Linked DNA regions of Homo sapiens: region 1 is linked to region 2. A link is an interaction called in ENCODE POLR2A ChIA-PET data of the cell type or tissue named here. Cell type or tissue: K562. All regions are shown on one strand. Links, peaks and the distances in the headings refer to the core of each region. The heading gives the core; the rest is flanking DNA. Region 1 overlaps BCL2L1 (BCL2 like 1). Region 2 overlaps HM13 (histocompatibility minor 13).

Evidence for each region. Peaks named below come from ENCODE experiments on the same cell type or tissue, not always from the same donor. Only the 100,000 strongest peaks of a DNase experiment are listed, where the experiment ranks them.
Region 1: POLR2A ChIA-PET joins it to region 2 with 7 read pairs; 13 of 35 experiments call an interaction of 5 or more read pairs at or near these places.

Annotation. Positions count from the first base shown.
Region 1 is chr20:31,715,526-31,718,432 of GRCh38, forward strand. The region is part of intron 2 of BCL2L1 (BCL2 like 1); the gene reads right to left. BCL2L1-AS1 (BCL2L1 antisense RNA 1) reads left to right here. Exons shown (of 4, transcript NR_187576.1): 4 at 1,096-1,319. Among named protein-coding and RNA genes, the nearest start is that of BCL2L1, 5.9 kb to the right of the region's middle. RefSeq lists an enhancer at 2,490-2,539 and a silencer at 2,770-2,869. In K562, for the core only: no CTCF peak of the experiment used is centred there; a DNase peak (open chromatin) is centred at 1,766; H3K4me3 peaks cover 2,379 bases.
Region 2 is chr20:31,556,323-31,559,229 of GRCh38, forward strand. All of the region lies in intron 8 of HM13 (histocompatibility minor 13), which reads left to right. Among named protein-coding and RNA genes, the nearest start is that of MCTS2, 10 kb to the left of the region's middle. In K562, for the core only: a CTCF peak has its summit at 1,221 (motif pointing right); a DNase peak (open chromatin) is centred at 1,229.

The sequences.
Region 1 (2,907 bases), core at 289-2,788, 160 kb after region 2:
TACCTACATCATCCACCTCCTTACCTCATTTAGCGCTTGGCTCAAATAAATTTAGGTAATACTTTTGTTGGGACTCAGGACATACCATCCCAAAATATGACTGTAGGAAAACAATATGCCACCCCAAAAATATACTTCTTTGGCATATTTTGAACTGGTTATTCTGAGAAACTGCAGACATAAGAGTAGCTCTGAAAAGCTGTCCTTTTGTAAAAGAAATTCACATCTAAAAAGGAAATCTACACTAGTAAAGGTATCTGTATTAGGAAGAGGGCTGCTCCAGACAAATTTTATTACCAGAGAGACTTTTTATTTTTATTTTTTGAGACAGGGTCTTGCTCTGTCACCCAGGTTGGAGCGCAGTGGCTTGATCTCGGCTCACTGCAACCTCCACCTCCCAGGCTCAAGTGATCCTCCCACCTCAGTACACCCCCTCAACAGTATCTGGGACCACAGACACACGCCACCACCAATTCTTTCCCTCACCCTGCCATAACTTGGGTTGCTGCCACTCAAGCCCCTAACAGAAGTCCCAAGCCCCATATTCTTTTCTGTAGCTCAGGATGCTATATAAGCTTCAATTATCTGACCCTTCTTTGAGCCTCATATTTTGTAGGATTCCTGTGTACAACTATGTAATTAATTATTTTTCCTCCAGTTAATCTGTCTATGTCAATTTAATTCTCAGCCCAGCCAAAGGACCTAGAAGGGTAGAGGAAAGCCATTTTTTTCTCCCTTACACCTTCTTTGATCACTCTTTTAAAACTGCAGCCCCACCCTCCCTTGCTAGACATGCCCTATGCCCCAACCTGCTTTATTTTCTTCATAGCATGTACAATCATCTGATATAAACATGTAATTATATATTTATTGCCTGTCACTCCTCATTGGAATGTGAGCTCCATGAGGACAGAAACTTAGTTTTGCTTACTTTTGTTTACTGCCATACTCCCAGTATGGTACACAGTAGGAGCTCAATAAACATTGTTTGACTCAACGAATGAATTATTAGGTAAATAGCCACTCCCATTATTGTTATTCTGGCTTGACAAGGGTCTGTTTCTTCAGAAATTTAGTGGGTTTCTCTTCAATTAGGTATCTGCTATGCCCAAGGCCTCTGCTCAGTGCTGAGGAAACAAGCATGGACAAGATGTGGCCTCCACCCTGAGGAGCTCCTAAATCTAGGACAGAGTAAATCTGTTAGAAATGTCTTCTCTGCACATAATTTAAGCTCTACCAACTGTTAACTTCTTTTCATTTATCCAAGTTTTGCCAGGTACCACACCAATAAAAAAAGACTCAGTCCCTCTTCCTTCAGATATCTGAAGCTGGTGATATTCTCCTGGGTCTTCTCTTCCCCAGGCTAAACAAAAAGACCCAGTGGGATTGCCTGACTCAGGTCTGCCAACTGGGAACAAGGAAGACAGACTGTCGGATAGAGGGGCAGAAGAGAAGAGGATCCAGGAGTAGAGTGACTCCTTCAAAGAAAAAAGAGGGAGTCCTTAGGGAGGACTCTGTGGAATTAGGTTGGAGGTTGGGTGGGGACAGGGCCTCTGCTTAATTAAGGCAGTAGGAGATTATACTTCCGTAGAAAAGCAGTACACTGGGAATTACCCCTATGTCTATCCACATTAAACTCAGGCAAAACCACAGTTGCTTCAAGAAAGCCCCATGATGGAAGGCTGAGGGCACTGGCAAAACCAGGGAGACTGGACACAGAGGAGGACGCTCAAGCCCACTGGCCTCAGGACAGATATCTGCTGGGGGAAGGGACAGAGATAACAACTGCTGTTTCATGCAGCCCAAACAAATCTGGGGACACCCATACAAAAGTCAAGAAAACCCTCCAGGTTCCATTGGAGCCCCCTGAAAAAATACCCGGGTAATTTTCGACAGAAGCTAAAGGGCTCTGTGGGGCTACTGGGGAAATTATTCCTAGGAAGTCTGGAAAACCCTGTGATGGTAACAGAATTTTAAGAGCAACCTCAAATGTACACTCAGAAGAAGTAGGTGTTTCAAGGGGGAGCCCCTGAGACACTTCTACTTAATTTTGGGACCCGAATGAGATTACTAAAAATTTCCACATTTGGGGTTTCTAATGGGGTTTCCCTAAGAAAACCACAGAACTGCCACTATCTGCAAAGGGAGCTGAGGTGCTTCAACTAAGCATACATCCATCTGAAGAAGCCACATTAGGCAATAAGAGATCTACAGAAACTCAGACCACTGAGCCATACAGCTTAAGAAAGGCCAAGTTATGTTTTCTCCCCCAACACAGTTCATTGCTCCCAACAATTACGTTTCTATCAGGCTAAGGGATTTCTTCAGGGACAGCAATCCCAAAGTGGCAAGGCCCACCTGGGTCCCTTCCCACATTCCCATTGGAAAGCACCAGAAACACTTGTGTCCCTTCGGGGAAGGTCATGTATACAACATTCCAGGAAAGTATCACAGGGACTTTGTTTCTCAAGGAGAAACTCTAGGGGGAAGAGTCAGTTCTCTGAGGGAAGCTGCCCATTCATTAAAGGGTTTCCACCCTACAATTATGGCAGGAGAAGGGCTTTTGTGCTAGATCCTTTACTCGAGTCAAGCTATGGCAGCTGGCTATCATTATTCCATTTTACAGGCGGGAGAGACAGATGGACAAGACAGCCGAACAGGTTCAGCATTTCATCAGGTGACTCCAGGCAGGCAGTAATCTGGCTAAGGGTCTACACTTTCAGTCCTTGAAGCATCACTCCACCACTAAGTAGAGATACCTGGGGCAGGCCACCTTCTCCCCACACGCACACCACTGTCATCTATTGGCAGGGCCTGAGAGGGTTTTAACAATGAAAAAATTGGCCGGGGCCAGGCACGGTGGTTCATGCCTGTAATCCCAGCATTTTGGGAGGCTGAGGCAGGCGG
Region 2 (2,907 bases), core at 156-2,655:
GCCACCACGCCTGGCCGACCCCGTCTATATTTTTTAAAAGAAGAGGAATTATTTTAAAGCAGCAGATTAAAGGCTGACTTACTTTCCAGGGTAGGATATTATAGCAATTCTGATCACCTAGGGTGATACAGGCACTTCTATTTGTGACAGTTGCATTTTGTGACACATGGAGGTGACACAGAGGCTTTCCCTGTTTTACCAGTGAGGAAACTGAAGCTCAGAAGTAAAGGGAATGATACAAATTCACACACTAGTAAGCAACAGGGCCAGGACTCAGACCAGCACTGTCCAACTGCAAAAAAGGCTACGCTGTCAGAACTGCTCCTTACAGCAGCACTAGCAGTAATAAGACGGTAATCACAACAGCTACCATTTATCAAGCACCTGTCGTGTACCAAGAATGGTGCTAGGTGGCCGGCCGGGCACGGTGGCTTAAGCCTGTAATCCCAGCACTTTGGGAGGCTGAGGCGGGTGGATCATGAGGTCAGGAGATCGAGACCATCCTGGCTAACATGGTGAAACCCCGTCTCTACTAAAAATACAAAAATTAGCCAGGCGTAGTGGCGGGCGCGTGTAGTCCCAGCTACTCGGGAGGCTGAGGCAGGAGAATGGCATGAACCCGGGAGGTGGAGCTTGCAGTGAGCCAAGATTGCACCACTGCACTCCAGCCTGGGCCACACAGCCAGACTCCATCTCAAAAAAAAAAAAAAAAAGAATGGTGCTAGGTACTTTTTATATGTCATCTTTACTTCTCCCAGCAGTCCAGTGAGATAGAGGGCATTTCCATTTTACAGATAAGGAAACTGAGGTTTGACTTGCCTGAGGCCACGAGGGTATGGGCTTGCACCCATGTGTCTTCATAATTTGCAGTGCTGTGAGGCAGGGAGACTTGCTTCCCCAGTAGAAGGCATCTCTGTCAGACAAAAGAAATGGAGTCCTGTAAAGCATCTGGCTCACTCTTAAGGGCACGGTCTGTCATTCACCCACACAAACTTCCCCTGTGTCCTTGTCATAAGTTCCAGGCTTGAGACAGGCACAGGACATCTCGGCATATCTGTCCTTTCCCCACCCTCTATATATATCCCCAGTAGTCCCGCAATCACAATAAATGTAAGTTGATCACAGTGGAGCGTTGTTTGGAAGGCCAGATGCACTTTAGGAGTGAAAATCCCTGGCAGAGCTCTGACCCCTGGATTAGTTGGAGAACACTCGTAGAAATCAGCCGCCAGGGGGCACTGAGTTCCCAGCTTGATTCCAGAATAACTGCAGTTGTCTGCTCTATCCCCAACCAACTCCCTACTCCTACAGAGTATTCATTGAGAACTAATTCATTTCCCTCTTTAAAATTAATCATATGTTGACAGTTGACAGGCAGTGCTTCTTTTTTTTTTTTTTTTTTTTTTTTGAGATGGAGTTTTGCTCTTGTTGCCCAGGCAGTGCAATGGCACAATCTAAGCTCACTGCAACCTCCACCTCCCAGGTTCAAGTGATTCTCCTGCCTCAACCTCCCAAGTAGCTGGGATTACAGGCATGTGCCACCATACCCAGCTAATTTTGTATTTTTAGTAGAGACGGGGTTGCACCATTTTAGTCAGGCTGGTCTTGGAACTCCTGACCTCAGGTGATCCGCCTGCCTCGGCCTCCCAAAGTGCTGGGATTGCAGGCGTGAGCCACCGCACCCGGCCAGGCAGTGCTTCTCAGCGCCTTCCTTCAAGTAAATGAGACTCAGAGCCCAGAGCCCAGTAAGGGAGGCGACACACAGGGTGTGCGTATAGCACAGGGACAGGACTGGTTGGCTGTGTTTTGGGGTTGCTTAGGCTTCCGGGATGTCTCTTTCTTTTTCTTTTTTCTTTTTTAGCAGAACCATTGCTTACAATTGGCTTGGTTTTCAAGTTTCAGAGTGCAGTGGGTGGACCGAGGTAACCCTCTCCTGTGCTCCTGTGGAGCCTTCAAATAGCCCACTGCTTGCCCCTCCTCCTCCCCCCTCCAGCCACGCACTGCCACAGGGGCCTTTTTCAAAATGTGTTTAGGTTGTTCTGCTCAGAACTCCTCCAGTGCGTCTCTTCACTCAGGATAAAGACCCAACTCCTCCCCATGGTCCTCGGGGCCCTGCAGGGCTGGTCTATCTCCTCATCTCCTGCCAGTAGGCAAGCTGCCTTAGTGACCCCTCAGTCCCTGCCACATCTCCTGAGCACTCTTTCTCCAGGACCTTTGCACATGCTGTTCTCTCCTCCTGGCGTGTGGCATTTCCAAGAAGCCTTCCTTCTTTCCCCTCCTTCACCCCTGCCCAGCCTAGGTCTCATCCTGTTACACCTTCTTACAACATGGGAAGCACAATTCTCCTGCCTCAGCCTCCCAATAGCTAGAATTGCAGGCGTGCACTGCCATGCCCAGCTCATTTTGGGGTTTTTTGTATTTTGAGACAGAGTCTCACTCTGTCGTCCAGGCTGGAGTGCAGTGGCGTGATCTCGGCTCACTGCAACCTCTGCCTCCTGGGTTCAAGCGATTCTCCTGCCTCAGCCTCCCGAGTAGCTGGGACTACAGGTGCCTGCCACCACGTCTGGCTAATTTTTGCTTTTGTTTTTTGTTGTTGTTTTGTTTTGTTTTGTTTTTTTGAGACAGAGTCTCGCTGTGTCACCAGGCTGGAATGCAGTGGCGCGATCTTGGCTCACTGCAACCTCCACTTCCTGGGTTCAAGTGATTCTTGTGCCTCAGCCTCCCGAGTAGCTGGGACTACGGGCACATGCCACTATGTCTGGCTAATTTTTGTATTTTTAGTGAGACGAGGTTTCGCCATGTTGGCCAGGATGGTCTGGAACTCCTGACCTCGTGATCCACCCACCTCTGCCTTCCAAAGTGGAAGCACTCTTTAACAGTCACAATCTCACAATGATTTCCGTGACTATT